2 separate regions of the Homo sapiens genome follow, and region 1 is linked to region 2. A link is an interaction called in ENCODE POLR2A ChIA-PET data of the cell type or tissue named here. Cell type or tissue: HepG2. All regions are shown on one strand. Links, peaks and the distances in the headings refer to the core of each region. The heading gives the core; the rest is flanking DNA.

What was found. Peaks named below come from ENCODE experiments on the same cell type or tissue, not always from the same donor. Only the 100,000 strongest peaks of a DNase experiment are listed, where the experiment ranks them.
Region 1: POLR2A ChIA-PET joins it to region 2 with 6 read pairs; 2 of 35 experiments call an interaction of 5 or more read pairs at or near these places.

What each region holds. Positions count from the first base shown.
Region 1 is chr7:155,943,660-155,959,724 of GRCh38, forward strand. LOC124901788 (a long non-coding RNA gene) reads left to right here and starts at 7,626. Exons shown (of 2, transcript XR_007060613.1): 1 at 7,626-8,749; 2 at 10,477-12,090. RefSeq lists enhancers at 7,551-8,750, 9,136-9,636, 10,829-11,557. In HepG2, for the core only: no CTCF peak of the experiment used is centred there; DNase peaks (open chromatin) are centred at 7,432 and 8,272; H3K4me3 peaks cover 1,134 bases; H3K27me3 peaks cover 300 bases.
Region 2 is chr7:156,606,124-156,622,340 of GRCh38, forward strand. The region is part of intron 1 of RNF32-DT (RNF32 divergent transcript); the gene reads right to left. Among named protein-coding and RNA genes, the nearest start is that of RNF32-DT, 26 kb to the right of the region's middle. RefSeq lists enhancers at 1,462-1,973, 6,818-6,987, 7,098-7,217, 13,338-14,027, 14,028-14,717 and a silencer at 13,498-13,698. In HepG2, for the core only: a CTCF peak has its summit at 9,519; DNase peaks (open chromatin) are centred at 8,808, 9,538 and 10,348; H3K4me3 peaks cover 2,168 bases.

The sequences.
Region 1 (16,065 bases), core at 5,175-10,174, 660 kb before region 2:
CAGAGGAAAAATAGAACACAGTGATGAACAATGACAGGAAGTGGTTTTTTGATACCCATATTCCGCATGACCTGTAAGTATGAATATTACCTCTTTTTGTCAGCTGCATTGGAAAAAATAAATTACCACCAGTCAATCTCTTACAATAATAAGAGCAAGGCATGGCTTAATTGCTTCAGTTAAGTGTTCATAACTTCGCCAGTGCTCATAAATGCCATTACACATCAGGCCACTGAAACAGACCTGTTGATTTATTAAATGACGATGGGCAGGGGGCAGGGGCAGTTTCTTTTATGAGTTAAGACATAGAGTTAAGATACCTCGATGGTTCAGTCTGGTATCAGGCATGGGTTCTTTCAGTAAGGATAAATGCAAAAAGATAATAGAAAGTTCTCACGGTGATGGTGGTGGAATTAGGGTGCAAGAGGCTGTGGTCATTCTAACCTAAAATGTACATAATAATGATCCTACATTCAACAGGAAATGTGTTGATAATTTTTGTTTCCCCCCATTTAAGCACAGACGTGTTTTAGAAATCTCTTTTTTATGATCATGAACTCCTGGTCCAAAATATTCACCAGGTAGCTTGATAATTTGCAAAAGACGATACGTGTATCCACTGAACACATATTTGCAAAGATCCTACTGTGCGCCAGATACTCGTCTACACTCTGAGATCCATCAGTAAAAAAATCCCTCCCTCATGGAGCTTACGTGTCAGTGGGCAACAAGCTCACGGTTCTGCGATGGAAGTAGCTGCAGTATTTGCAGTATTTCCGGGGCTGTGAACACGCCCCTCCCGTTAACCGCGCTGCCATTCTTCTCCATCTGCCTGGGATGCAGGGGCTGTGTTTTGGGTTTCATTATGGTATCCAGCACCTAGTGTAGCCCTGGGCACACAGCAGATGTTTTAGAGGGACGTGTAGGATCACAGAACATGCAAGGGCCATGTGAGGCCTGACATCAGGTGAAGCAGTTTTGCTCAGTAGATTATTCTTGTTCTTTCTCCTAAAGTAAAGTAGATGAGTGCTCACCTCTCCCTGGACACCAGCATCCCATCTGAGCCTGGGGTACTGGAAGGTGCCATTTTACTGGTCAGAGCTTGTAGGAGCAGAACGGGCCCAGGTGTGGTCTTCATGGAGCTTGAGAACTGGGTGCTGCTAGTGTTTACTTCATCCAGGGCAGCTTCTGCAGGAATGAAGGTGAAAACCTATCAAGATGGTGTGGGAACAGTCCTTCCGAGGCAGGAGAATAGGGTCTGGAGGCAGAGGACCTAAGGCTGTTTCACGACGACTTCCTAGAACTAAACTGAAAGGAGAAGCCTAGCTTTGTATGCTAAATAACAAAAGGACCAGAGGCTACTCCCTTTGACCTTTTCTGTGCGGCAGATGGGAAACTGGCTGTCCCCAACAAATCAGGCTGACTGCCGGTCCAGTCTTTGTTTGCAACTTTGTAACTTCACTCTAGCCTCTGAATGGTTGCTATCCACAGCCTGTCAGACTGATGGCTGGTTACCACCTCATTTACATGAGGTGAGCAGGAAGGGGCCAATGGGAAACCCCTAGAGGGTATTTGGACCCAAGAAGATTCTGTATCTGGGCTCTGGAGCCGCTGCACTGTGGAGCGTACTTTTGTTTTCAACAAATCCCTGCTTTTGTTCTTTTGTTGGTTCATTCTTTCTTTGCTTTGCTGGGCGTTTTGTCCAAATCTTTTTTTTTTTTTTTTTTTTAAGACAGAGTCTCACTCTGTCGCCCGGGCTGGAGTGCAGTGGCATGATCGCAGCTCACTGCAACCTCTGCCTCCTGGGTTCAAGCGATTCTCCTGTCTCAGCCTCCCGAGTAGCTCGGACTACAGGCGCCTGCCACCATGCCCGGCTAATTTCAGTATTTTTAGTAGAGATAGGGTTTCACCATGTTGGCCAGGCTGGTCTCGAACTCCTGATCTCAGGTGATCCACCCACCTCGGCCTCCCAAAGTGCTGGGATTACAGGTGAGAGCCACGGCGCCTGGCCTTGTCCAATTCTTTGTTCAAAACGCCAAGAACCTGGACAACTTGCAGTCACAGCCCTCTACCAGTGACACTTTAGCCTTGACTCTGGCTTCCTTGGCCGCGGTTGTTAGGGGTGTGAGAACGGTGCCCTGGGTTCCGATGCTGGTGTCAACAACTTTTACTCTGCTTCATTCAGAAGGCGTGTCCCCGGGTTCCCTTCTGCGCTCTCATCCCTTTGGGCCACCCAGGAGCCTCCGCAGGGACCTTTCCCTGTGCGTTTCGGCAGCTGTGATCCACTCAACTCTGCCGCTGCACTAGGTGTTAGGGTGAAGCCCTTCACCGGGGACGTCCTGAGGACATTTTCACAAGCTTTCCCCGCACGCTGCTGTGTTTCATCCTCACAACCCTGACAGGTGGATTATCTTTTTTAACCTCCTCATAGGATGCAGAGACAGAAGTTCAAGGGTCCAAGGCACTGGGCTAAGATGACGCGGTTCGCCGTATCCTTAGTGACACCAGGACTCCAAGGAAGTCTTTCCCTAACGCCCTTGCATGTCCCCTCTACCCGGCTACCGTGGATAAACCGCCCTCTGTCTGTCAGCATTAGCTGGCGCACGGCAAGAACACTATCGCCAGCGCGATTCCAAACTCGTGGTTCCGATCAAAACGCTCTTCTGCTAACATGGGCCGCTTTGATCTTCCTGAAAAGGTTCGTCCAGATTGTATCGTTTCCTGCAAAGCCCCTGTCAGCTGTAAATGTTGTGTTGAAGGTGGAGGCGCATCCTGGGGCTGTAGGCAGGATGCTGAGCAGGACGAGGAAACGGGCGCTTTTTGGGTATCTCCGTGCTGGGTGCCACTTGGCGGCGGGAGGAGGCAGAACTGTCCGTTGTGTAGAACTTGATGGGTCCGATCTCTCCCTTGATCCTTCATAAGGACTAAGTCTTTCCTAAAATTCTCTATTCTAGTTATTCTATACTCTGGGCAAATTTTTTCTTTCTTTCTTTCTTTCTTTCTTTCTTTCTTTCTTTCTTTCTTTCTTTCTTTCTTTCTTTCTTTCTTTCCCTCTTTCCTTCCTTCATTCCTTTTTCCCCTCCCTCACTCCCTCTTTCTTTCTTTCTCTTTCTTTGTTTCTTCTTTCTCTTTCCTTCCTTCCTTCCTTCTCTTTCTTTCCTTCCTTCTTTCCTTCCTTCCTTCCTTCCTTCTCTCCCTCCCTCCCTCCCTCTCTCTCTCTCTCTCTTCTTTCTTTCTTTCTTTCTTCCTTTCTTTCTTTCTTTCCTTTTCAAGACAGACTCTTGCTCTGTTGCCCAGGCTGGAGTACAGCAGTGGGATCTCTGCTCACTGCAACTTCCGCCTCCTGGGTTCAAGCAATTCTCCTGCATCAGCCTCTCAAGTAGCTGGGATTACAGACACATACCACCATGCCCAGCTGGGTTTTTTTTTTTTTTTTTTTTTGTATTTTTAGTAGAGACTGGGTTTCACCGTATTGGCCAGGCTGGTCTCGAGCTCCTGACCTGAAATGATTCACCCGCCTTGGCCTCCCAAAGTGCTGGGATTACAGGCATGAGTCGCTGCACCTGGCCTCTGGTCAAATTTCTGAGGGCATGAGTGCTGTGTCATTTTCTGTTCTTGCCTCTTCCGTAGAACCAGCTAGTTCAAATACAGCAGGTAGTCTCAAGTTGCTGCTGGTGACTTCAGCGATGTTCCTTTGTAAGACCTGGTGGTTTCCTTCTTTTATCTGCATGAAGTTTCCCAGAGATTGTTTTGAAAAGTATCTGCATCATGTTTCTCAGGTCATCTGCAAAACTATTTTCCAAAGATTCAAAGGAGGATTCAGGAATCAGCGAAGGGAGAAAATAGAGGCTTTTCCCCATCTTTCGTGATCTAACTTTCTCAAGCACTGAAGAGCTCTTGTCAGTGATATTTTTGGGAACTCACTCAAACTGAGGAAATTCACAGCTAAGGCTGATGTTCCTGGACTCTTGGCATTGTGTTGCCTTAGAAATTTCTTTTTCAAGACTATAGATTGCCCAGCTTCAGCCTGGACTTGGCATTTTCTGACTTTTGACAAGGGGGCCTTTTACAGTATTTAAAAAAAGGGTGTGAGGGGTCAGGTGGGAGGTGGGGAAGGGGCATTGTTGGTATATAACACAGGATAAGGAATTAGGAGATGCTGATGTGAAATTGAGTTTGAATATCAGGCCTGTGCAATTGCTTTTTATTATATGACAACAATGCTACTTCTTCCTTAGAAAAATGAAAAAAAGGCAGACACGTTACATGCTCTAGTTTAAGTATGTTCCAGATACTTCCTCTTAAGCAAAAGCCTTCACTTAACTGCCTGTTAGCCACCAAACTACTAGACTGCGTGTATCAGGGAGTCATACTTGACCTTGCTGAAAAAATGTACGCCTGTGGGATGGCAACAAGGCGAAAATTACTGTGTCTTTTCTCACCTTAGCTCTGCAGAAGGGCTCTAAGATTTTCGTAAAATGTCCTGTCCTCTAACAAAATGAAACTTCCCCACTGCTTGTTAGTATCTTTCCTTGATCTAATCAGTAAGGAAACGAAGAGCTTGTTTTTCATGGCTTGCTTTCTAAATTTTCTGTGAGTAGGAATTTAATCATCATGGTCCTTTTTTTTAATTAGAATGGACTAGACTTAAAATGTTATTATCAGCCTAGATGTCTAAATTTCTCATGGCAAGGATGGGTCCTTCTGTGTAGAATTCTTCATTTAAGGGAGCTGCAGGGATTTCCTGAGCCAGCAAGGGACCATGGGGATGTGGCACGCTGGAGAACACCGCTGTCCAGCTGCAGTCACCGAACTGTGCTTCTTCCTCACAAGCTTCTCTCCAAACCAGCTTTGTGGAGCAGCCTGGGGTGTGCTGTGGGGCTGGTCATCCTCTGTCATCCCAGGGAGGTCTGGGACCTCATCCTGTGGGAAGTCTTTAACTTTCTGGCTGGCATGAAGTCGGCCCTGTGATGGGCTGAGGGGCCCACTGACCCTGTGAGCAGGTGTGGGGTCAAGAGGGAGGAGTAGGCTGGGAAGGAGGAGGAGTCCCTGCTGCCCACCGGACACCTGTCCAATCCATGGGGTGTGTTCTAAACCCCTGACTCAGAAATGGCCCAGCTGAAGATCACGAATCCCCATCAGCTCTGTGGAGCTGCCCTGGTCATGGTCCCGACAGTTCTTGTTTCGAGTTATTCAACAAGAAGTTATTTAATGCCTGGTATATGCCATTGATTTATTCAACAAATATTTATTAAGTGTTTACTGCATTGCACAAACCCTGCTCGGCCCTGGAGATACAAGGAGAAATAAGACATATTCCCTGAGAGCCGTGTGTCTAGTGCAGGAGACAGATGCGTGTGGCTGAGTGCACCGTGTCACGGAGGTGTGTGAGGTGAAGGCTGGCAGGCCCCACAGTGACAGGTGGCTGGTGAATCATGCACGAGGTTGGAAGTGCACGCATGTTGGATTCACCTGTGCACGTCTGGAAGCAGCGTTTGTTTCTTACAACTCTTTGGATTCACCTTACACCAGTGTTTTAGCACATTCAGAATTCCTGTAGAATAGAATAGCTTCAAAAACCTTTTAATTATTTGGAAAAGAATCTATGCTTATAATTGAATATTTTAAAAATATAGCAACTTTTTAAATGAGAAAAAGAAATAAAATGAGGATCATGGAAATGACTACTCCGATATATGAATATATTCCCCTCAGTCTTTTCCCTATTCCTATTTTTAAATGGTTGAGCTTATAGACTATTAAAATTTAATATTCTTCCTTTTCTATTTTTACTTCTGGTATTGTCATATAATTTTCCTCTACTCTTAAAGATTATTTGTAAGCAGGGTTTTAAAGTGATTTAATAATATTTCATGATTTGGGTATGCTTTTTTGATTTCACATGTTTGCTATTACAAATGAGGTTTTGATACCTGTCTTGGTCAACAAAATACTATGTTTTTATTAACAATTTTTCCTTGGTTCATTCAGATAAATTACTCTCACTAGAGCTAGTGTACCAAAGTGCAAGGGTGTTGTTTCAAGGTCTGTGATTAATGTGAGTCCATTATTTTGCAGAAAGGTTAAATAAATTTATGTTCCCGCCAGCATACCTTACCAGCCCTCTGTAGGGCTGTGTACACACCCCTAACATTCCCTGGCTAATTTGATAGGCAAAAACACCACTTTGCTATTTTAACTGTACTTCTTTTATACTAATGCAGTTAATTTTTTATTAGCGATTTTTATTTCCTTTTCTGTCCATTTAGCTGCCTTTTCTATTTTTCTGTCTGCCTCTTAGTGGTTTTTTTTCTGTAACTTTTGTAGTTTGGCGTATCACCTTTCTTTACTACATGTATTACAAGCACTTCTCAAGATTCCTATTTAATTTTTTTAAATGTTACATTTTGATGATGTACAAAATTTTATGTTTTTATGTTGAATCTATTGATGTTTTCCCCTTCAATTCCAAGAAGAAGTGTAACTTTTGATATAAAATAACTCAGATGCCATCATTTCAGATTTTCGGTGTTGCTATTTCGGAGTTATGTGAAGCTGACCTTCAGTGAATACACAGGGTCACGGTATTCGATGAGTGGGACCCACTTGTGTGCCATTTGAACGTAATGTGGTGGGTTCCAAAACAGGAGCAACAAAAAGCTTCTCGAAGTAAAGTGGAAGATCTGGGAGGGTGAACATTTAATTTCTATTTGGTTTGGTAGCCAAACAGTTAGAAAGACATTTTTATTCATCTGGGCCCACAGTTCTGCAGGATTCTTTCTCTCGAGATCCCCCCTGCTCCAAATACTACTAATGCATACAACCTGGATTTATAGCTGCATTACAGCCCCTTTCTTCAGTCTATTCTCAAAGAAATGCCAGAGAAGAGGGTGGGGGAATAGAGACAAGGAACTGCCTCCAAATGTCAAGGGAAGACCTGTGTTTTTCTTGGACGGAAAAGCCGCATGATTTAAGTTTCAAGGACATCTTTGCTTTACCCCCTCTCTCCACTTTGTGTGTGTGTGTGTGTACATATTTCACTTAAAAGCAAGCTCTTAAAGAGTCGGGCTTCCAAGACCCTGTCTTCAAATATTCATTCACATTTTATTTGTTTGGAATTTTGTGGCAGTTTGGCCTCAGGAGGTTCAGAACGAGTTCTAACTCTTCTGGTTATAAGTAAGCAGCAGTTTGTCCTGGATGACAATCATGGACAGGATTGTTAAGGTCCTTGTGGGGAAGGAGCTGGGCTAATTTCTCTACATGAATACTCACTAAGTACTCAGAAGAAAACCCTCTAAAGTAGGATTCGTGAGTGCCCCATTTTGCTGACCTCAGGCAGAACAGGGGCACCAGGGTTGGAACAGGGGGGTCTGATGGCAGAGGCCCCGTGCATCACGCTCACGTGACTGCCCTTGCCATCAAAGAGCATAGTCCACGGCCAGCAGAGTGAGCGTGGCCTAGGAAAGTTCTACCTACAAACAGTGGGAGGAAAAGTGTGCTGGTCAACCAGGATTCGGTAGAGGATGTTGGCTGGTGAACCCGTCTGCCCCGACTTCAGGAGCAGAAATGATGTGGAGGACAGATTCTTTGAGGATACCTGAGGATCTGGCCAGGCCCTAGGGGAACACTGAAAACATGATTTTATTGTTCCGCAGGGGTCAGAGCTAGAAGTGTTTTGTTTTCAGATGAATCTGGAACCTAAGCCCATTCTGTAAGGAATTGCCACTTAGTCCTACACATTGAATGCAGAAAATTCTGATGGTTTAATGCCTCTCATTTGGGATATCCGAAAACAATTAGGGCTTATCTGGATTACTGCAGCGAAACAAAAACACTCCGTGATGGCCAAGTGTGGAGCTGGGAGGAACAAGAGGAAGGAGCCGGTGATGGCTTTGTGACTCTTTCCCCAAATAACATGCCCATGAATCAGAGGCTCTGGGAGAAGGCTGCTGGTGACTCAAGGCCGGGTAACCAGCGAGCCCTGACCGTCCCTCCGTGCAGGACTCGACTCGACAAGGAATCCAGGGAATTGCTCCGACAACATCAGGCCCGGACTCTTATTTGTTTTCATGTTTGAGGGTGGATCTAAGCCCTGCAACATCATCAAAACATTGTTTTAATGCAGGTGCCGGTGCCACACGTTAGAGGGCTTGTGCCTGCCAGCAGTGGAAAAGTACCGCCTTGAGTCACCGCGGTGCTGAAGGTCACTGGGCCTCCTTACGCAAGCCCTGGACCCGGCGCCCATGAACTCGCTACCCTGGGCTGCGATTGTTCTTTCTTTGGTTTCCCTGTGAGCCCCAGTGACAAACCACCGGAACCCAGAGTGACTCACAGACAGTGGAGTGTCAGAGCCAAAAGGGGCCGTGTGAGCTTCCAACTCGACCCACAGCTCTGCCAGGAGAGGCAGCTGTGTCCAGAGGGGCAGGGAGACCTGCCTAGTGACCTGGCTGGTTGGTGACACAGCCAGGCCTAAGAATGGAGTCTTCTGGTGACAGTTTAGTGTGTTTGATCATGAGGAGAGCACTCAGACCCCACATCCTCGCGGTTGTCTGTTCGTCTGGGACTCCGGGCCCCTGCCCACCTCCTCTGCTTCTCTCAGTGACACCAGGTGGTTTCTTTGCCTGGGATCCCCACACCTCCATTCTCTTGAGTGCTTGGAGCTATGACCTGTGAGGATCCTTAGAACTCAAGACTACTGGATGGAGAGGGGAGTGAAGGGGGCCAGCGGAAGCCTGCAGGTGCCTGGCAGGTGGGTTTCCCCTTCACTGCCTCAAGCGATGAGGTGGGGCTTCTGCGTCTTCAAGGATAAGAATCCCTGTGGATGTCCTCTTGGGTCTGATGGCTTTAGGCTGCAAAGCCCTGAATTCCTCTTCTGAAATAGGCAAAGATGTGGGTGTGCTCACGTTGCCTTTTCTGAGCCAGCCCCCAAGCCCACAAGCTGAGCCTTCAGCTCTGCTAACGGTGCCTGCCCTGGGCCAGGTGTGGGGGCTTAGTGAGTAAGGAGCCCAGGAGGGGAGAAACACAGTGGGGAGGGAGTCCTGGACCACGTCCGCGACAGACCAGGAAGGGCTCAGCCAGTAAACTCACCTGGTTTTGGTGTTGGAAAGAACACCTGGCTCTTGTATTAAATATAACGTGGGTGCAGGGGAAGCCCAGCGGTGGGGAGACAGCGGGGAGGCAGCTGGTGTGGCCTGGTAGGAAGCAAGGATGTGGCTGGGGCTGGAGCACCATGTTGCAGAGAAGTGGATTTGCTGCAGATGTGGCCTGGCGCGAGTGGGACAGGGCTTGGATGTGAGGGCACGTGAGAGAAAGTGGTGAGAGGACATCCTGTCCCGGCATGAGCGGCTTGGGATGAGCAGGCATCTCCTGGTGCAGAAGGCAGGGGAGGGAGAGCCATGTCAGATGTGGGTGCATAGAATGGGTGGGCTCCATCTCGGGTAGATGAAGTTGGATGAGTCTAAGGGGTAATTGGTTGGAGATATTCAATAGGAAGGTACCTGGGAATACACAGTGGGGCCCGGGGGAAAGATTTGGGTTGAAAATAAGTTTAGACTGGGCGCGGTGGCTCACGCCTGTAATCCCAGCACTTTGGGAGGCCGAGATGGGTGGATCACCCGAGGGTCAGGAGTTTGAAACCAGCCTGGCCAACATGGTGAAACCCCTTCTCTACCAAAAATACAAAGATTAGCCGGGGGTGGTGGTGGACACCTGTAATCCCAGCTACACTGGAGGCTGAGGCAGGAGAATCGCTTGAACTTGGGAGCTGGAGGCTGCGGGGGCCGAGATCACGCCACTGCACTCCAGCCTGGGTGACAAGAGCAAAACTGTCTAAAAAAAAACAGAAGAAGAAAGAAAGAAAAGAAAGGGACATAAGTTTAGGAGAAGGCAATGGGTGGAGACTGAAGCCATGGTAGTGGGTGGTAGGGAGATGTCAGGGAGAGAGGAGAAAAGGGAGCCCTGCCAGGGGTGGGGGATGCAGTGCTCGCCAGCGTGACAGAGAAGCCACCAATGAGCTGGAAGGAGCTCCCAGGGAGGCTGAGAGGAACCCCCGAGAGCCCGGGGAGGATGGCTCCAAGGAAGAGCCTGCTGTGCATGAGTGGGGCCCGAGCAGGTCCTGTCCTGTCTGCAGGGGCAATGAGCAGAGCACGTTGGATGGTTGGGGGGACACACAAGAGGCCCTCCTGTGCCACTGCAGCGTCACCGCCCACTCTGCCCAGGTCTGCCCAGCTGCCCGGCTGCCTCGGTTCCTGTCTGCCTGCATTTTTCCTCTGGCTTTTCCGAGGTCTTTAGCAGGCGGCTGTTCTCAGCAGTGGGAGCTGCGTTGCTGATGGCTGCACGAGCAGCTCTGTTGGGGCAGTGGGGGAGGCCATTGGGCTCCACCTGCACAAGGGTTGCCCCTGTGGCTGAGATGGGTAGGGGCTGAGCCTAGGTGGGGCCAAGGGCAACAGGTGAAATTCGATTTTTCTTTATCTGCAGTGCTACACTAATCTTATCTGCACTCTGGGGAATGGAGATTGTTGCAGAAATAAATATTTGCTTCCAGGGTGGTTCCGCAGCCCTCAGTCCCCGGCACACATCTGCCCCTCCCCTTGGGCCCAGCTCTGTAACAAAGACTCCATCTGCCTAGTCAGGGCCTCCTGGTGGCCAAGGGCCCTGAGGGCTCCGAGGGCTCTGAGGGCTGATTGCCGACACTGTAGTCTGGCAGAGACTGCAGACCCACCATGGCCACCCCTGCGAGGGCGCCTTGTATCACTGAGCCTCACCTCACTCTCCGGGGATGGAGACCTTCAAGACTGCAGGACCTTTGGTTTCTAGAGAGAAGACTACGCCCAGTACTGATTCGGGTCCAATCAGAAAGCCATCCTGAGTGCTCATGGCAGGAAGAGATTAATCCGGAGCATTTTCTCACATGAGTGTGGAAGAGCTAAGAACTCGAAGCAGGTTCTTAGCAGGGGGTCACATAGAGACCAGCAAGTGCTAGAGTGGGGTGCAGGGATGTCCCTCGTGGGAGCAGGACTGTGAAGCTGTCCCACGGGAGCTCAGCCGGAGGAGATGCCCCGCACTGGGATTGGCTGTGCCCCTGAGTCGGGGGTGGCCTGGGAGGAGAACACTCTTGGCACTCCTTCCTCCTGCCCTCCACCTCCTGACAGGGCTGCTTAGTGGCTGCACCTGTCAGGAGAGGAGCAGGCGCCCATCAGAAGGGCAAACGGATGGTGGGGTGGGGGCAGGACGATGATAGTGAGGACCCTAATGTCCACTGTCCTTCTGGCTCTTCCAAGCACCAGATGCTCGGCCATGTCCTTGACTTGGTGTTATCTCAGCACTTACCACATCAGCACAGCGGGGTCAGCATGACAGTGCTCCCATGGCGAAGACGGGGAGACCAACTTCCCCATCACAGCAGGGACACAGTGGGTAGAGATTTGAACTTGGATACGACATCAGAGTCCACCGTCTTACCCACAGCGAGGTAGCTTTAGCTTGTCTAGTGTGCACACATATGACCATTCTCAGGCTGTCAGTGGATGGAGGTGTAGGGAGTCCACAGGGGAGTATGAAGCCGGCGTGGAAGGACCATTGTCCTCTCAACAGTGCCCTGCTGCTGGTGCTTACCAGTGGAGGAAATGCTACCATCTCATTAGCCACCAGGACGTCCAGAAGCAAAGTGAATCGAGGGTCCAGTCTTCCTGCCACCACGCAGTGGCCAAGCACGCTGCAGAGGCCCCTGATCGATGCCTGCTGCGGCCGAGGTTGTGGAGGTCGTGTCGGGCCTGCTGCCGTGTCCCTGGTTTTGGAGAGATGCTGTTTCCTTGTGGACCACTAGCTGGATGCTCCTCCCTCCATCCCAAATGCAGTGACGTCCACAGTCTTCCAGTTGTGTTTGGTTTTTTACCGGCTGTGGGCTGGGGAAGGGGTCTCCATCTCAGTAGCAGTTTGTTCTGCAAGGACTCAGTGTTCTAGCTGACCTGGCCAGCCCTGAGTGAATCTCTTAGAAGATGAACAGTTACTTTAACTTGACAGCAGAGTTTGTTAAAGTTCTAGGAGTTAAATAAATGGTGTGACTAGCACATTTCCAGATGTGTACACACAGAACGGCAGTCATCAAGATGGCAAAACCATGATCCGTTTCCTTTGCTTCGTCCACTACAAGGTTTGCTCATGCAACTGGCTGTACCTGTTGGAAATGCAACAGCACAGCACATGACCCCATGCAGGAAAGGTGCAGGTGCTCCCCACTGCAGCCAGATGCAGGAAACCCAACTCCCCACCTTCTCCCCGTGCTCTTCCCCGGTAGGAAGTTGGTCTGTGGGTCTGTTGTGCACAGTGAAACCCAACGTGGCAGCATCTGGTGTCCTTCCATCGAGAGCATCCAACCTGCTGGAAACCCACCCTGGAGGTGGTCCTGGGATGCTGTGGGGCAGGTGGCAGCACGACGCAGTGCCCTCCCTGCTCTCCATGGTGGGCTGTCTCCCACCTGGTCCCTCTTATCACTGTCATCACTGACCGAAGCTTCCATGAGCTTGTAGGTGAATGGCCACCAAGCCGGTCCCTCCACCCAACTCCTCCCATGTTAACTAGGTCTTGAGACTTGTGACTCCTTTTTCTGTAATTAGTTCCTTTGCTTCTTAAGCACCTCTGCTGGTTCATGTGGGGGGTGAACACGTACAGATGAGGAAAGGAAGACCCACCGAGATGGGTGGCCTCCCCCAAAGTGGACAAACTACTGTCACCCACTGCTTCCTTCCTACCTGGAGGAAAGCCACAGGGTGCTTGCCTCCCCTCCCCAGGGGCACCTATCCTGTCAGGGTGACAGTGTTTCTAGGGACAGGGGACGACAGAGGTGCTTCTGGGATAATCTCTCAGTGTTGTGGGTTGAATCATGTCCCCCTAAAACTATGCTGACATCCTGATGCCAGTACCTATGAATGTGACTTTATTTGGGCATAGGGTCTTTCCAGATATGCTCAAGTTAATATGAGGTCTTTACATGGGCCCTTAATCCAATGACTGTGTTTGCTAAGGAGGGAAGAGCGCATGGACACACAGAGAGAAGGCCATGTAACGGCAATGCCACAGCATGCTGTTATACTACACTGCACTCTACCAAGTGCTATACCAAGTACAGTAGAATATGACACAATGACACAACATAGTGTGGCATAATACAGTGTGGTAGGGTATAATATAGTATGGCGTGGTGTAGTGTAGTACAGCATAGTATCGTATAGTGTAGTGTTGTATAGCACAGTGCAGTATAGCATAGCATAATATAGTGTAGTCCAATATGATATAATATAGTATAGCATAGCACTATAGGCAGAGATGGGAACCGTGCAGCTGCAAGCCTGGTGACTCCCAGGACCGACGGCAGCCACAGAAGCTGGGAAGGTTGAGGGGACATTCCATCCAGAGCCTCCGAGGGAACAGGGCCCTGCCAACACCTTGATTTCAGGCCTCTGGACCCTGGGATTGTGAGGGAGGACATTTCTGTTGTTTTAAGCCGCATGTAAGGTTTGCGGTCCTCCGCGATGGCAGCCTCAGGAGCCTGTCACACCCTATGTGCTTGTGCAGGCCGGAGGCTCCACAGAAACGTCAGCGGTAACATGCGAGGGCAGTGCAGCCAGCTCCACAACAGGGCCAGACAGGTGTGGGGCTGGGGCAGCTGCTGTGGCCACCTCAGATTTTAAAAAATGGGGTTCAAACCTTTCCTAATTTGGTCAAACAGTATTGAAGAAAAAGAGGAAAGAAGAGAGAGGGGGTCAGTGAGACAGTCACCCAATAGATAGATGATGTTCAGTGAATTCCGACGTACACAGTTTGAAGGATCACAGGGCTCTGCGGACGGAGCCTCACACTTCTCGAAGTGGCTTCTCAGACTACATCTGGTCACTATAACAGCTCTGGCCCACAGATGAGAGACATGTTACGGTCCCTGTTTGATAGATAAAAGGCAGGTGCAGAGGGAGGTGAGGCCTGCCTTAAATCATGCGCGTGTCCATTCCTGACTCCAGACCTTGTTCCTTCTTCTGCACTGGAGACGTGCTATGAAAGAAGAGTACAGTATGGTGCGGTGTGGAGTAGTGTGGTCACTATAGAGCAGAGCAGCATAGAGTAATGCAGTGCAATGTAGTACAGCATCATAGAGTGTAGTGTAGTGTAGTGTCATGTAGTGTGGTATAGTGTAGTGCAGTGAAGCATACTATAGTGTGGTATAGTGGAATCTAGCATAGCGTAGCATAGTACAGCACAGTATAGTATAAGATAGCATTGTATAGTATAGTGTAGCATGGTGTAGTATCATTTAATGTCATATACTGTGGTATACTATAATGTAGCATAGCATAGCATAGTGTAGCATAATACAGTACAGTATAGTGTAAGATAGCATTGTATGGTATAGTGTAGCATGGTGTAGTATGGTTTAATGTAATATACTGTGGTATAGTATAGTGTAGCATAGCGTAGCATAGTGTAGCATAATACAGTACAGTATAGTGTAAGATAGCATTGTATGGTATAGTGTAGCATGGTGTAGTATCGTTTAATGTAATATACTGTGGTATACTATAATGTAGCATAGCGTAGCATAGTGTAGCATAATATAGTACAGTATGGTGTAAGATAGCATTGTATAGTATAGTGTAGCATGGTGTAGTATCGTTTAATGTAATATACTGTGGTATACTATAATGTAGCATAGTGTAGCATAGTGTAGCATAATATAGTACAGTATAGTATAAGATAGCATTGTATGGTATAGTGTAGCATAATGTAGTTTCGTGTAGCATAATGTAGTGTGGTATAGTATAATATAGCACAGTGTAGTATAGTGTAGCATAATATAGTCAGGCACAGTATAATATAGTGTAGCATAGCACAGTACTGTATAGTGTAGGATCATATACTACAGTATGGTATAAGAGTATAATATAGCATAGTGTAGCACAGCGTAGTATAGTGTAGCATAATATAATGTGGTATAGTATAGCATGGCATAGTGTAGTATCATGTAGCATAATATAGTGTGGTATAATGTAATATAGTATAGCGTGCATAGTATAGCATAATATAGTACAGTATAGTGTAATATAGCATTGTATAGTAAAGTTTAGCATTGTGTAGCATAGTATAGTACACTATAAGAAAGTATAGTATAGTGTAGCATAGTGTATTGTGTAGCATATAGGCTTATACAGTATAATATGGCATAGTGTAGGATAGTGGGGTGTAGTGTAGAAACAGCATGGTACAGTATAATGTAGCACAGTGTAGCATCGTGTGGTGTAGTGTGGTATAATATACTACAGTACAGTATAACATAGCATAGCATAGCATAGTGTGGTGTAGTGTAATATATTATGGTACAGTATAATGTAGCACAGTGTGGTGTAGTGTATTATAATATAGTGTGGTATAGTATAATATAGCATAACATAGCATAGTTTAGTGTAGCGTAACATAGTACAGTATGGTAAAATACAGCATTGTATAGTATAATGTAGCATAACATAGTGTGGTATAGTTTAATATAATATAGCATAGCATAGTGTAGCACAATATAGTACAGTGTAGTATAAAACAGCACTGTATAATATAGTGTATATAGGGCAGTATAGTGTATAGTATAGTGAATGTAGGGTAGAATAGTGTAGCATAATAGAGCACAGTATAGTATAATATAGCATAGTGTAGCATAGCATAGTGTATTGTTTTATAGCATAGTATAGCATGGGTAGTATAGTATGATACAGTATAGTGTAGCAAGTGTACTATAGTGTAGCATAATATAGTGTGGTATAATATAACATAGCATAGTGTAGCATATTGTAGTGTAGTGGAATGTAGTATGGTATAGTATAATATGGCATAGTGTGGCATAGTGTAGTGTATTGTAGCATAACACAGTGTGGTAGAGGATAATACAGTATGGCGTGGTGTGGTGTAGTATAGCATAGCATCGTATAGTATCGTGTTGTATAACATAGTGTAGTGCAGCATAGGAAAGTGTAGTACACACAGTATAATGCAGTATTGTGTAGTATAGTATAACATAGTGTAGTATAG
Region 2 (16,217 bases), core at 5,742-10,741:
TTTACAAAGGTACTTTGGGGAAGATATTCATGACTGAACAGAGACTTCATAAAACAAAACGAGTTGAAATCATTCAAGGAAAAGACAGAACTTCTCATCAGAAAGCATTTATAGCTAAGTCTAAGCCTAAAATTAAATAGTTAAAATTTCCAGCACTTCTGCTGTTGTATGAGGTTGATGACCGCCCTGCTACATTTGGCCAGTTGGGCCATTAGAAATGGAAAGGTACAAAAGTGCAGAACAAGCGTCTCGTGCACACTCGCCAGTGCTGGGTGCTGCTCAGGCCTGTGCTCTATCAAATGCAATTGGACTGCAAATATGTATGTATATATTTTTATAATGAATTTAATAAGTAGCCAACATCTCATAATATAGAATTTAACTGTCATTGTTTTCAGCTGGTTTTAACTGGGAGCCCTTAACTAAAGAATAAAAATTATTCTTATCTCTATAACTAGATAATTATAATCTACATAATTAATTATATCTCATTCATCTGCATGGAAGAAGACTTTCTCTTGCAGAAATCAATTTGCCTCTCCTCACACAGCACCCTCATCTCTCGGCTCCGGCAGCCAAGTCGCACCTGGGCTCAGCACCTGGGCACCTGCATACCACTCCTTGCCCACACCTGGACACCCCACTGCTAGCACCTGGACACGGCCCCCACCCCCCCCACACCTGCACACCACCCCACGCCCCGCCTGGGCACCACCCTACCTCCCACACCTGCGCACCACTCCATTGCTGGCACCTGGGCACCGCCCTGCCCCCCCCACCAGGGGACCACCCGGCCTCCCACACCTGGGCACCACTCCACTGCTGGCACCTGGGCACTGTCCTGTCCCCTTCACCAGGGGACCACCTGACCCCACACCTGGGCATCACCCCACCCCCCATCACCTGGCCACCACCCCACCCCCCTTCATCTGGGCACTGCCCTGGCACCCCTCAGCAAGGGACCACCCGGCACCCCACACCTGGGCACCATCCAAGCCCCCCTCACCTGGGCACCGCCCTGGCCCCCTACATCTGTGCACCTCCCCCCACTAACCTTGGCACCGTCCAGCCCCCCCCCTCAGCAGGGGACCGCCCAGCCCCCAACACCTGGGCACTGCCCCACTCCCCTCACCTGTCACCTCATCACCCAGCCCACGGTACCCTGCAGCTTGGCTCCAGGCCCACCTTCCAGGGCTCCCCTCGAAGCCTCCTGTCCGCTCAGCCCCAGGTGCGGCATCCGCAGGTCCCGTGGGTTCCACCTTCCCAGCGCCTCTGAGGCCTCGCGGCCGCTTCTCCCCGCGCCCACCCGCGCCCGAGCGAAGTCCCGCAGCGAAATCTCCGGGAGGCCGCGCCTCTCCTGTCCCAGCCCCGGGGTCTCCCGTCTCACCCCACGAAAAGGCAATCTGGGCCGTGACCTCCGAGGCCCCCAGATCCGCCCCCGAACGAGGCGGGCAGGGAGAGGACGCGTGGCCCCCACCCACTCAGCTCCCAGCGCGGAGTCCCGGGACCACCTTGCGGAGAAAAGTCCGCCCCGCACCTGCCACGGAGGAGAAGCTGGGGGTGGGGGACCCAGGAACTGCGGCTCGGCCCAGGCGGGGGACCTGGAAAAACCTCGCGCGGGGCGACTGGGGACGGCGGCGAGGAGGGAGGCTCCGCGGACGCGCGTGGGGCGGCCCGGGACAGCGGGAGCCAGGCAGAGGAGGCGGCGGCCCGGGGCATCCGAGCTCAAGCGCCGCTCCGCCGACGTGCATCCGGCCGGGCGCCTCCCCCTTTACTTGGCTTGCTCCCCCACGACCACCCTCGGCCCACCCTCCAACAACAGGGGCACCCCGCGCTCCCCCTGCGAGGCCACGCGAGCCCCGACCCCCCGCGCACCGGGCTGCAGACGGGAGACGGGCTCCAGCCTCAAGAGGCCCCAGACTTGCTGGAAAGGCAGATGTGTTTAAAAATGAAAAGAAAACCGGAACGGAAAGGTCTGTTCACTGGCAAAAGAAGTATTTACAAATCATTGTGGAAATATAGAGACCGAGGGGTAGAAAGCGGATGCCTCCTAAACCTGCGTGCGATCTTCTGAGGATAGGAGGACACCAGGCCCAGCCCCTGCAGCCCGGTGGGCTCCGCGGCGCCCCCACCCGCTTCCCCTCCAGGCCGTTCCTCCCACTGCGGCCGCAGCGTCCAGCCAGGCTCCTTCCTGGCCCTGAACACACGGTGACATTCCTGCCCACACGTCCACCCGAGGAGACTCTTTCTCAAGCCCCTGCCTGGGACCCATCCGCCCCTCTGACTTCCTGTCAAATGGACAGATGCTTAGTTATTCCTCGTTTTGTCGATGTTAAGTGAGTCTTTTTTTTTTTTTTTTTGAGATGGAGTCTCACTTTGTTACCCAGGCTGGAGTACAATGGCGCGATCTCGTCTCACTGCAACCTCCGACTCTCCGGTTCAAGCGATTCTCCTGCCTCAGCCTCCCTAGTAGCTGGGATTACAGGTGCCCGCCACCACGCACAGCTAATTTTTGTATTTTTAGTAGAGAGGGGGTTTCACCATGTTAGCCAAGCTGGTCCCGAACTCCTGACCTCAGGTGATCCGCCCGCCTCGGCCTCCAAAAGTGCTGGGATTACAGGCGTGAGCCACCGCACCCAGCCACGAGTCTTCTTAATTTAAACAATATGCCCCTTGAAGGTGTTGTGGAATCATTATTAGATCAGAAGATGAGTCGACTTCGTGCTGATCATAATCTACAACCTTGTCCAATTTACTTACTTTCTTCTCAATTTACTCTTCTACAAAGGAAGGGCGATGAGCCAAGTCATCTTAATTGTTCCCAAGGGGATTTTTATTCTGTTACATATTTTCCTCCTATCTGTATTACAGGAGGGCGAGCACTCACTACGTCCTTGCTTATTGGGGTTTTTTCCTCTTTAATATCTTACAACTAAGGCACACTGGAAGGTAGGAAAAGCCCTGGTCCATGCCAGGGGAGCTCTCCCAGGCTCCCAGCCCCCCAACAACATCTACAGAATTCTAGAGATAAGAGGCACCTAAGCGAGTCTTTATCTACCCTCCCCAGTGAGCAAACAGGAAAGCTGTCAAGAATTTCAGAACGCCCAGTTCTGCACAGCCCATTGTTTGAAACTGAACTCTGGACCAAAGTGCTTACAGTGAAGCCCAACATTTATGACATGATCTTAGCAGGGTCAGATGGCTCTGAGAATGGTTTTAGCTGGTGATTCTTTTCCTACTAAAGAAAATAGTATATCTGGAAAATTCTGTTTTTGGTTAATTCCTAAATAAACAGAACACTAGGAAGTAATTACTCTTGGCATAAATCTAGTGTTTAGAATTTTAGGATTTCTTCCCACAAAATGTCAAAGTTGGACTTAACACATGTCACATCATTGTCATTCCTTAAAATCAGAAACAATTTCAAATTGCTTCAGACTGACTTATCGGTGACAATAAACCAGAATTGAACATTTAAAATAAGTTTTATTTCATGGACTTCCTACAAGCTTAGCGTATGGAACAAGTGCTAAACACAAAACTATCTGTGAGTTCTGAATAAATATTTACCAATTCCACCACTACCACTTATTACCTCTCTGAACAAGTCTCTTAGACTCTCTAACTCTGGGCTGTTTGGCTTTTTTTTTCTTAACACAGAACGTGCTTCCCATTTTAAAAGGTAGAATGAGGATTAAATATGACGATTTATGCAAAATTACCTAAAATAATGCCTGGTGAGTAGTAAATGCTCAGTAAATATGTGTGCCTTTCTAGTATCCTTTCCAATATTAGGTTTGCCTTGTAAAACCGACCATTTTAATAGGAGCAATAGGGTTAAATAAAGTGAACTGTTGTGGAGATGAGTCCTAGCACACACCAAGAGAAAGTTCTAGCTCAGCATCCATCCAGTGCATGGGAGGAAAAGTAAACCTGACTCGATTTTTCAGTATTCTTATACTTAGAACATCAAAAACTAGATTCTAACCTAATCCCGATTTGAGGCATATGGATTACAGAAGACAAATTAAAGACAAAAACACATAAATAGTATTTATTCCCTTGCCCTAAGACTCCACAGCTACGTCTTGAGATTCCTCCTTAAATCTTCGCTGCATTAGAAGCTGGGGTGCTGAACTTGAACGGGCCCCGTGCTTAGAGATTGAGTCAGGAGCTGCATCTGTGCCTCCCGAGCACCTGGTGTGCGCCTTGCTGGGGAGCTACTTAGCCCCACTTCTGTTTCCGAATTCAGGAAGAAAAGTGGAGGAGCCGGCAGCAAGCAGGAGCCAGAGGGCAGGAGGCCCTGGAGCAAGAACGGGCAGCTGGTCAGAGGCCCAGCACGGCAGCCAGAACTTTCTTCTTTTGTCGCTGGCTAAGAAGAGAAAGACTACTTTGAAGTTCCCAATAGGTTTCAGGTACTACTTTTGGCTCCAGAGTATGAAGAGATGAATAGGAAAAAAAATCCCTTCCCTTAGGAAATTCAAGGTCTAGCAGAGACACAGGCACAAAGCCACCATCACGATTTCCTATCTGACGTGTTAGGACGACTTGCCTGTGTGGACAGGGAGTTACAGGTGCTGGGATGTCTTGCAAGGGAGCGCGTGTGAGCCAAGTCTTGCAAGATGAGAACTACCTGGGGAAAGGGTATTCCTGGAACGTGGCTCTCCAGCTTTTAGCTGCATCAGAGTCACCTGAGTTCATTAAAGCATGGATTTCTGGCTCTCCTTCCCAGAGTTTCTGATTCAGTGAGTCTGGAGTGGGGCCCGAGAATCTGAATGTCTAACAAGTTCCCAGTTGCTGCTGCTGCTGTGAGAACGAAGTCTGAGGACTGCCGTGGAGAAAGCGTGGCCAGAGCCCAGTGGAGACGGAAGATGAAGACACTGCTGAGAAGCACCAGCCAGGGCCTGCTCCCCAAAGCATCGGACTGCACTGGGACGCTTTTCAAGCTCCCAGGTGATTCCAATGTACAGCCCAAGGTTAAACATCAGTTCCCGGCAACTTCTCTATTCAATCATGAGTGATAGATGAGGCATTTGCTGTTTCTCCGAGCTTTGTGTCATTCCCAGACGTACTGGACATTCTTTAATGCTCTGCCTCAGTCATGGATTAACTGTTGACCAAGACAGAGTCAGAAAGCCCCCTGGAGATGCTGTTCCTCCCGAGTCAGCTGAGCTATCTAATGGCCTGGAGTGGGGCCTGTGCACTGTGGTCTGCTCACTGATTTCTTGGGGTGAGTCTTAGCCCCGCCTTACACTAAATTATAAGCTCCACAGAGCAGGGACCTCAGTTTCCTGCCTGCTGCTGTCCCCCACTGCCCAGCACAGGGAATGGGACAGAGTAAGTGCCCAGTGTTAACTTTTGCTGAGCGAATGCCCTAGGAGTCACTAAAGCCTGTTGTGTGGGAATGCCTGTGGAATCTGGCCTTTTACACACAGCCTGTCACTGAACTTTGTGTGTGTGATTTAAAGAAGGAAATAGAGACCATCTTTAGTGTTGCAACGCCTAGCGTTTCAGCCAGGCTTCTCAAGACAGAACCGACGTGGTTCATAGGAGCTGGAGGAAAGGGATTCATCAGGAAATTGGCTCACTTGATTATGGAAGCTGGGGAGGCCCACAGCAGGCCGTCTGCATGCTGGAGACCCCAGGAAGCTGGCAGCGCGGCTTAGACCACATCCGAAGGCCTCAGAACCAGGGAAGCCGGTGCTATAACTCTCAGTGTGAGGCAGAAGGCCCCAGTACCAGAGAGGGTCATGCACAGGGGGCTGGTGTGAGTCCCTGAGTCCAAATGCCATAAAGCCTGGAGTTCCAGTGTCCAATGGCAGGAGACAAAGGGCATCCTGGCTCTGGGAGAAGGGGCCAGAATCCACCCTTCCTCTGCATTTGTGCTCCATCCAGGACCCCCCAGCCAATTGGAGGATGCCATCCACATTGAGGGCAGTTCTTCCCCACTCAGTCCACTGACTGACACACCAAACTCCTCCGGAAACTCCCTCACAGACACTCCTGGGGCAGCACAATCATTCTAATCAAACACCAGGCCAACTGGATTTCCCTTACAGTAGAAGAGGGCCATGCCCAATGCCCACTGAAGCATAAGAATAAATGGTGCTTTGCCAGCTATTTGGGCATCCCTTAATACCCTGTCACCTTGACATCCAAAATCCACCATCCCAAGCTTCCCCCCTTGTCACTTTGGTACCCATACACATCTCCTTAAACCCGATTTAATCTCCAAATAAAGACAATAACAAGGTCATATTTCTGCCTAGCATGATACAGCCATGCTGTATACAACCAAAATCACATAGAAAACCATGCTGTGGTTTGAACATGCTCCTTCCAAAATCCAGGTGTTGCCAATGGGATGGTATTAAGAAGTGGGTCTTTAAGAGGCGATTAGGCCATGAGACTAAATGCCCTTGTAAAGGGGCTTGCTGGAGGGAGCCGGCTCTCTCTTGCCTTCTGCCAGTGGTCCTCCAGCTTTAGCTGCATCAGAATCACTGAGAACACAGCAAGAAGGCCCACACCAGATGCCAGCACCTTGACCTTGGACTTCCAGCCTCCAGAACTGTGGGCAAATTAATTTCCATTCTTTGTAAAGTACCCAGTCTCAGGTATGCTATTGTAGCAGCACAAACAAAGACACCTTTACCTGGTAAAGGTAAAGAGAACCTTGGATGCAAGCAATAGATAAGCTTTAAAATTCCTGAGGTAAGATCTATACGACAAGAAACACAGCTTATTGCTTACTTGAGAGAGTGTCTGTTCATTTTAATTTATCAATAGAATCCTCCTATATCTGATTTGGAGATATTCTTTAAAACTTCAGATTTCTTTTTTGCAGGGAGGCAGAGAGAGTTTGCCCCATTTCTCCTCCTCTCTTACGCTTCACCATGAGCTGGGTGTTTTCCGACCACAAAGCCACAGCAGCTTTCTGTCCTTGAGTTGAAGTGGTGAATATTGGCTCCACCCAAGATGATTCTAAAGCACAAGCCACATGGGCGCGTGGCTCAGATCCCCGTGGCGCCACTCTGCCAGTCACATCCTCTCTCAAGCAGGCCTGCAGCCCGGTGACGAGCACCCTCCACCCGCTGACTGAGAAATCAAAGGTTCAGGCCTCATTTACAGATGATTGTGCACAATACATGCTACATCTGCCCAGAAATGGAGAGACGGCTCTGAAGGACAGTGTTGAGGGAAGTATTTGCAGTGGGCAGAACTCCCAGAAAAGCACCTGGCTGTTCATTTTGCCCCAAAGAGAATATGGCCCAAGACAGCAGGAGCCATCAGTATGAATGGATGGCCCAGGACTTGGAAGGAATACAGCTGGAAAACTGATAACAGGGCAGTCTCTGCAGGAACTATGTGGATAGACTTCTTCGGTGGACACGGAGTATGGATAAATTTGTGTTACGCGGGAAAGCTTACCAAAGGGCAACTTCATCGGAGAAGGCTTAGAACAGATCCCAGTCTTTCTGGCACCAGAGACCAGTTTCGTGGAATACAATTTTTCCATGGACCTAGGATGGGGATGGTTTTGGGTTGATTTGAGCACATCACATTTGTGCACTTTATTTCCATTATTATTACATTGTAATATATAATGGAATAATCATACCACTCACTGTAAGGTAGAATCCGTGGGAACCCTGAGCTTGTTTTCCTACAACTAGCCAGTCCCACCTGGGCGTGATGGGAGGTGCTGGCTGCACATGGGCACCAGGAAACTCGTGATGATGGGTATGTTTTTCATTGTGATTTCCATGGTGGTTACAAGACAGTCTGCACTTGCTAAAATTCATAGAATTGTAAAATTTTAAAGGGGTATGTGTTTTTTAGCTCAATATACTTGAATTAAAATACACCAGGTACATAAATATAAATGGACAGGAATATTCTTACTACAAAACACAAAACAGAGAATGCCAATAACTAAAGGAATGCTTGAATAAATTGTTGCATCTGGACCATGCATTATTCTGCAGCTATTAATGATCATTTTAATATACAAGTTTAAAATTCCTACTAATAATTAACTCTGCAAATGCAGATTTAACAGCATAGCTGAATTTCTTTTGAGAATCATTCTCTAGAAGAGTACAGACTTAGGTATGCAACAATGTTCCTCATTCCAAACCTCTTTATTTTGCCGTTTTATTGATCTGGGCCATTGTCTGTTAAAAATCAGAAAGGAAATGGAAGTACACAGCTATCCTGGGACACGATTAATTTATCTCACAGAATAATCAACCCAAGCGCAATAAAAAGAATCTGAGACCAAATGTTCAGATTAAGATTATATGTTGTTGCTTTTCATCCAGTTTTTACGGTGTTTAAACAAGGATTTGGTGGAGCCTTGACTTCTAAAAGGTCACACTGTGCGACACTGCTCTAAATCTTTGTCTGATCTCACAACAAGGTGAGTTTCCTTAACGCTGCCACGAATCAGGTAAAAGGCACGCCAAGGTGAAAGTTAAATAAGAAACGATCTCAAATAGCATTTTTTAAAAGGCAAACATCAACCTTGTAAGTATTAAAAGCACGTTCTAAAATCCACTCTGATGACAGTTGAAGAAAGCCGCCTTTATGTGCACGGAGTCCCGGCTCTGCGCGGTCTTTTAAATGCGAGTGTTTACCTAAGGCTGCAGGCCAGGACCAGGCTCTGGCCTTGAGGAGGTGCCTTTGGGTTGCACACAGTGAACCCGATCTTTAACTCATAAATCGCTCTACACCTTTGTCTCCCCCGAGAAAGGCAGAGGTCTGCTCTCTCACAAGAACGTACAAGCCTCTTTAAAGTCAGGTGGCTTTTTACTCCGCGTCTCCATGCTTGTTGATTTAGAGTCTCTGAGTGACAATGCACATCACTGGCTTTTTTTTTTTTTTAGCTCTGTCATCTGTGCTACTGAGTGTACTTTGCCTCAGATCAAAGTTGAAAGCTTCTAGAAAGATACACAAACCACAATGTGACAAATAGCATGCTGTGTTTGACACAGCAAACAATAAATTACTTTCATCAATCCAGATAAAGAATCCCATGTTTTCAATGCTAATTCTGATGTCTGAAATGATAGAACTTTACTACACTCTCAAAGAATGAGGAGCTTTAAATAATGAGGAAAAGACACAAAACTCACATACCAGAAGTTCTGAAATTGCCATTGTTCAAAAACCTGTGGTTTCAACTTGCTAAATTTAAACTCTGCAAAACTTAAATGGAATGGTCTATATTCAAATAAAAAATGTTCATTTGTCTCTATTTTCTTAGTTTAAAAACAATTTTTCTGTGGTATATCTGTACCCAACCAGACTGTATCAAAAGAAGGTTTCAATATTATTTAACAATTCTACAACAGCCTATTTCTTTCCCATGTTAACTTTTGCCACAAGGTGCCCATTAATAAGGAATGGCATTGAATAAAGTTGCCACATAATCACTCATTAGACCCAGGTGGTACGTCTCATCGGCCATAGTCTGGGCCAAAGAACAAAGGACACTGCGTTTCCTGAGCACTGCTGCCCACTAGGCCCTGGCAAAGGGTCTCACAGGTTACCTAATTTAATCCCTCCACAATCCCCCGAGGCGGATATTATCACTCTCATTTTCCAAATGAGGGACTGAAGCTCAAAATAAGTGCAATAAGTTGCCCAAGACCATACGCACCCAGTGACAGAGCCGAGCTCTGCACCTGTCCTTTTACTTGTAAAACCCAAACTGTATGGGAACAGTTCCTTCCAATGAATGAGTTACTCTAACACTTAAAAACGGATGCCTTCACCTTTTCTTTCAGAACCCTTCCTGAATCCGGGAGAAACCCTCCTGTTATTTCACCTGTTACAAAGTAGTTTAATGTACTTCTACCACCGGATATTATGAATTCCACAACATCCTTCGGCTGCCCACTCCGGGTGGGTACTGGGCCGCGTGGTGAGGACAAACAGTTAAGAAAACAGGAAAACAATATTTTGGATCCCAGGAGAACTGTGTTTTCCACTTATAAAAAGTATATACATATATGCACTTTATATATATATATATACACACACACACACACACACATGCACTATATATATACACACACACACATATGCACTTTATATACACACACACACACACACACACACACACCCCTATATGTTTGGATTCAGACGTCCCGCCAGAACCTGAAAGTTCAACTGTGGCCAGCCGTCACCCCTCCACAGTCTCAGCGGGCTCCACCCGCACGTGTCAGCGCCCGCGACCCGGGATCCTCCAGAACCACAATTTGGGAGTGGGCCGGTTTAGGGTCAGCAAAAACGCTGGGCTGAATGTATCATCACAGAACCCAGGAGGGAACCAGCAAAGCGGCGTTGGCGCCCCGGTCTTTCCTGCGTTGGCGCTGGCCGCGGGGCCCAGCACCCGGGACGTTGGCGGCGGCAGAAGGGAAGGCCCCGGCCGCCCTGCTCCGCTCCGCTACAGCTGCAGGCCTCTGCGGTGACGGGTGGGGGCAAAAACCCTGCAGAAAAGTCACCGTCACACGCAGAGTCCAAAACTCCCCTTTCCCCGCTGGAACCACTTTCTCCAAGGAGCTCCGCCCCGCGCTCTCCCCGACCCCGTGCGCCCCCAGACCTCGCGTCCCCCGCGCTCTCCCCCGCCGCGCCCTCCTGCCCCGCGCCCCTCCTCGCCCCGACCCCGCGCCCCTGCGCCCGGGCTCCAGCCCGGTCCCTGCCGCCTCCCGCGCCCCGCGCCCCGCTCCTGCCCGCGGCCCGTCCCCTCCCTGCAGCGCAGCGCTCTGGGTTCGGGTCTCTGCCCTCTCCACCCGCCTTTCCCGCGAGTCTTCTTGGCTTCCGTGTCCCCCTCCCCAGCCGGGCGTCACCCCCGCACCCCGCATCTGCGCCCCCCTCCCGCTAACCCGCGGCCTCCGCAAGGGCAGCGCGCTCAGCCGGGTGAACCTGGAACTGTGTTCCTGGCCCAGCGCTTTCATAAAAGGGCGCGGAATAGTAAGTCCTAGTTCAAGGAATAAACACGGATCCCCACTGGCCATGCCGGGACTGACGCAGGAAAAGACGCGAATAAAAGCATTCATTAAAATATGCCACGACCAAACCACGGAGAGAGTTACAATAAAACAGAACAATTTCAGAAACAGAGGGAAGTGATACTTGCGTGTATTATCCGTTTATTTCTGTTTCTTTTAGTATTTCTACTTGCATAAAACTACTTTTTCCATTAATAAAGTGTACACGAGGTAAAGGTTTTGGGCAGAACATTTGTCTTAGTGGATATCAAGAGAAAACTGCTTCTTGGATGATTTGATGGTCTCCAGGCAAGGGCGCATCTCAGGGCAGTCGTGGCAGGACGGGCACAGCTGTGGTGTCTCCCCCAGGCTGGGCTGCACCCGTTTCTGTGCACGCAGCGCACACGGGAGTCTAGAAGCGCACACCTGCTGAACTTAAATACAGTCTAAACTCCATTCCTTTATGATTCATTTTAAGAGTAATAAAGAGTGACAGTTACTACACAGGCTTTAAATATGGGGGAAATGGAACCCACCAGCAAGACTGTTACTACTTAATGGCTCCTAACTGGGAAACTGAGTCCAGTCCTAATTAAAGGAATAAATGTTTTCCTGTGGATGTTGAAAATAAATCCTTAAATACTATACGAATGGAAGAGCCACCCATGACACTTAAAATTTCCACAAAAACATTTACTTCCAAATTATCTCTGCACTGTGAAAATAAAACAGATATGTGAACTGCAGAAAAGCAGTCCAGTGGCCTCGTTTTAAATATTCTATCTATGAATTCATAAATTCTGGACTCATGGACTAAGATCTCGTTTAAAAAGCAGTAACAGGCCAAATGCAGTGGTTCACACCTGTCATCCCAGCGACTTGGAAGGCTGAGGTGGGAGGATCACTTGAGGCCAAGAGTTCACGACCAGCTCCAGCAGCATAGTGAGACCTCCGCCTCTACCAAAAAATAAAATAAAATAAAATTAGCTGGGCATGGTGACTTGTGCCTGTAGTCCCAGCTACTCAGGAGGCTGAGGTGGGAGGATGGCTGGAGGCCAGGAGATTGAGCCTGAAGTGAGCTATGATGGTGCCACTGCACTCCAGCCTGGGGGACAGAGCAAGACCCTGTCTCTTATAAATAAATAAATAAATAAATAAATAAATAAATAAATAAATAAATAAAAGTAGTAATGCTGTGTTTCATACATGGCAATTGTCAAACCATCCAAGAAGCAGTTTTCTCTTGATATCCAACCATTTTCACTTTCCTGAACAAAGCAAATCATGTGGCGACACCCGGAAAATCACAAAGTCACTGGGTAGAGTGCGGTGGAGACCCCTGTGTGCACTCTGCCGGGCAGCTGTGCGGTCCCTCCCCCTGGAGACCTGGGCTCAGCCATGTGTCCTGCTTCGACGGCTGGCATGTTAGCAAACACGCCGGCCAAGGCCCACAGCGGGCGTGCACACAGGCTTCCCGTCCTTTCTCATGGAGAAACACAGCTGAGCTGGGTAGCTGGAGGATGAAGAGCTTTGGGGCACCACGGCTGAGTTGCCCCGGCCCAGGCCAGGTTAGCCAGCAGCCTGCGGCTCCGTTTGAACGTTAGCTGCTTTGGGTTTCTTCTTCAGCAGATTGCCTGTCCATACGGTAAGTCATCAGTGAGACCAAAACAAGCTCAAAACAAGCTTCTGCTCAGCCCGGCCAGGACCGCCAGCCTGCAGGCCCACTCGTAAATCCAGTGAAGCTGAATATCTGAAACCAGAGTCTGGGGGTGAGCAGGGTTGGAGTACAGGGTTACTGAAACACTCCCTAATAACACAAGCCTGGAAGCATCAAGAGACAGCACACAAACGGATGAGAGCCAGAGGCCAGGCCAAGTGTGACAGCATAGCGCTTACCACGGCCTCCGCAGCAGCAGCTGGGGAAGGAAGGCCAGGCTCTCTGGACCGACTGGCCGGGAACCCTGGGACCTGGTGAACAGCCTGACCAGGGAAGCCTGCGACATGTTAGTCAAGGGGCCTAGGCTGGAGCTGGGAGGCCACTTGGGCTTGAGCCTCTGGCGGCTTAAGTGGAGAATGTTCAATCCCAGACTACAACCCCCTGGCTGAGCGGGGGTGAGCCAAGGCATCTGTTGTGGTGGCCCTCTCCCTCTCCAAGGGCGCTTCTTACAGTTACACCCAACCCTCAGCTCCAGGGCTGCTTTGACTGCAATCAAACCCATTGTAAGAGTTGAAAAACGACTTTTGCAATTGCCCCCTCTCCTGATTCATCCTTTTTTCTTTAAAAGCTTGGAATCCTCCCTTGTCCTCTGAAGCACTTCCCAAGGTAACTGGGAAGCATTTCCTGGGCTACAGTCACTCAAATGTGGCTCAGAAAAATTCTTTGTGGCTTAAGCTGTGCCTCAGTTTCCTTCCAGGTCCACGACACCCAGTTTCTGTATATTTTGCCCCTGCTTCCAAATTAGGACTAACTAGAGAAAGCCAAATATGTTCGCCAAACCACTGGCATGCGATGCTCACTTTGCATGAGCCACCCCCACACTGGCAACCTCCAATCAGGACACCCTAGAAGTTTTCCTTTCTTCACTCTACAGCTTTCCTGCTCTCCACCTCTGAGCCCCTGCTGAATGCAGGTGGTGGAGCTGAATTCCTTGTTATCACAAGCTGTAAATAAACAGCCTGTTTGTTCTCCTTTGGCTGGTCCTTGCCTCCACAACCAAAAGCGGGTAGAGAACTGGGGCCATTACTGTTACAGGAAAGTGGTCCCGATCTGGACCCCAAGAGAGGGTTCTTGGATCTTGCGCAAGAAAGAATTCAGGGTGAGTCCACAGTGCAAAGTGAAAGCAAGTTTATTAAGAAAGTAAAGGAATGAAGAATGGCTACTCCATAGACAGAGCAGCCCTGAGGGCTGCGAGTTGCCCATTTTTATGGTTATTTCTTGATGACATGCTAAACAAGGGGTGGATTATTCATGCCTCCCTTTTTAAACCATATAGGGTAACTTCCTGACGTTGCCATGGCATTTGTAAATTGTCATGGCGCTGGTGGGAACCTAGCAGTGAGGACGACCAGAGGCCACTCTCGTGGCCATTTTGGTTTTGGTGGGTTTTGGCCGGCTCCTTCACTGCAACCTGTTTTATCAGCAAGGTCTTTATGACCCGTATTTTGTGCTGACCTCCTATCTCATCCTGTGACTTAGAATGCCTTAACTGTCTGGGAATGCAGCCCAGTAGGTTTCAGCCTCGTTTTACCCAGCTCCTGTTTAAGATGGAGTTGCTCTGGTTCACACGCCTCTGACAATACTACAAGCTACAACAGACATAGGAGCCAAATGGATGGGTCACAGGGCATAAGCATGGTTAATATGTGCCAGACTGAAAAACTGCATTGTGGTATTCATTCAACTTTGACTTCCATTGTGTTGCAGATGATCAAGAGGCTCTTCAATGCATTCCTGAAGCCTTCCTTAATCCTTCAGTATGCAAGTCTTTTCTCTTCTGAAGCTCCTGGCCATCAGTCTTGTCATTTTCTCTTCTAAAATTATCAGGTCTATTTCCGCCAGATCTTTAATCAGTAACAGCTTTACCTAAGAGCCTGCCACGTCATTTCCGTCAATTCCATTAAATCCTGAACCTTTCATGGAATTTGCAGTTTTTTCTTTGCAATCTTTTTACCTTGTATCCTTAAGTGTCCATGATGCCCTGCACTGGTGAGAAACAAGTTGACAAAGATACCGATGGCACAGTTGCCAGTGGGAAGTGGGAAGGGATATTTGAATAGCAATATTCTTATAAATGTTTCATTAGAAAATTTTCATAATAAAATCAGAATATCAATGCCTGTCTTTTCATTTTTTTCTATATTTTAGAAAGATCCTTTAGAAACAAAATAAATTATCTAAAAATTAAACTCACTACTTTTTACTTTCTATCTGTAGGAAAATCCCACTTGATCATGGTGAATAATTCTTTTAATGTGCTGTTGAATTTGGTTTGCTAGTATTCTGTTGAGGATTTTTGCATCTATGATCATCAGGGATATTGGTCTGTAATTTTCTTTTCTTGTAGTGTCCTTGTCTGACTTAGTATCAGGGTAAACTAGCCTTGTGAAATGAGTTTGAAAGTATTCTCTCTTCTTCAATGTTTTAGGAAGGGTTTGAGAAGGATGGGTATTAGTTCTACAATTGTTCGGTAAGATTCAGCAGTGAAGCCATCAGGTCTTGGGCTTTTCTTTGATGAGAGATGTTTCATTACTGATTCAAATCTCCTTTCTCATTATTGATCTATTCAGATGTTCTGGTTCTTCGTGATTCAGTCTTAGTAGGCTGTACGTGTCTAGTAACGTATCCATTTCTTCTAGGTTGTCCAATTTGTTGGCATTTAATTCTTCACAGTAGTCTCTTATGATCCTTTGTATTTCTGTGGTATCTGTTGTAATGTCTCCTCTTTCGTTTCTGATTTTATTTGTCTTTATCCCAGGGATGCAAGAATGGTTCAACGTACACAAATCTATAAGTGTGATTCACCATATTAAGAGAATGAAGGATAAAAACCATATGATCATCTCAATAGATGCAGAAAAAGCATTTAACAAAATTCAATATTCTTTCATGATAAAAACTCTTGACAAATTAGGTACAGAAGAAGTGTACCTCAACACAATAAAAGCCATAGATGACTAATCCACAACTAACATCATAAAGGCATACCTTAGAGATATTGTGTATTCAGTTCCAGATCACTGCAATAAAGCTAATTTTGCAATAGAGTCACATGAATTTTTTTGCTTCCCAGTGCCTACAAGAGTTATGTTTATACTATAGTATATTAAGTATGCAACAGCATTATGTCTAAAAAATGTACATACCTTAACTTAAAAATACTTTATTGCTAAAAACACTGAGAAAGCAAGCACAGGCTGTGGGAAAAAAATGGCACCAGTAGATTTGCTCGATGCCACAAACCTCCAATTTGTAAAAAAATGCAATATCTGCAAAGTGCAATAAAGTGAAGTGCGACAAGATGAGGTATGCCTGTACTCATGGTAAAAAAAAATTGAAGGCTTTTCCTCAGAAACCAAACAAGCATGGGCAGGCTCACTACTTTTATTCAACATAGTACTGGAAGTCCAAACCAAAGCAACTAGACAAGAGAAAGAAATGGAAAGCATCCAAATTGTGGGGATGCTTAAAAAAAATAAGTTAAATTGTCCCTGTTTGCAGACAAC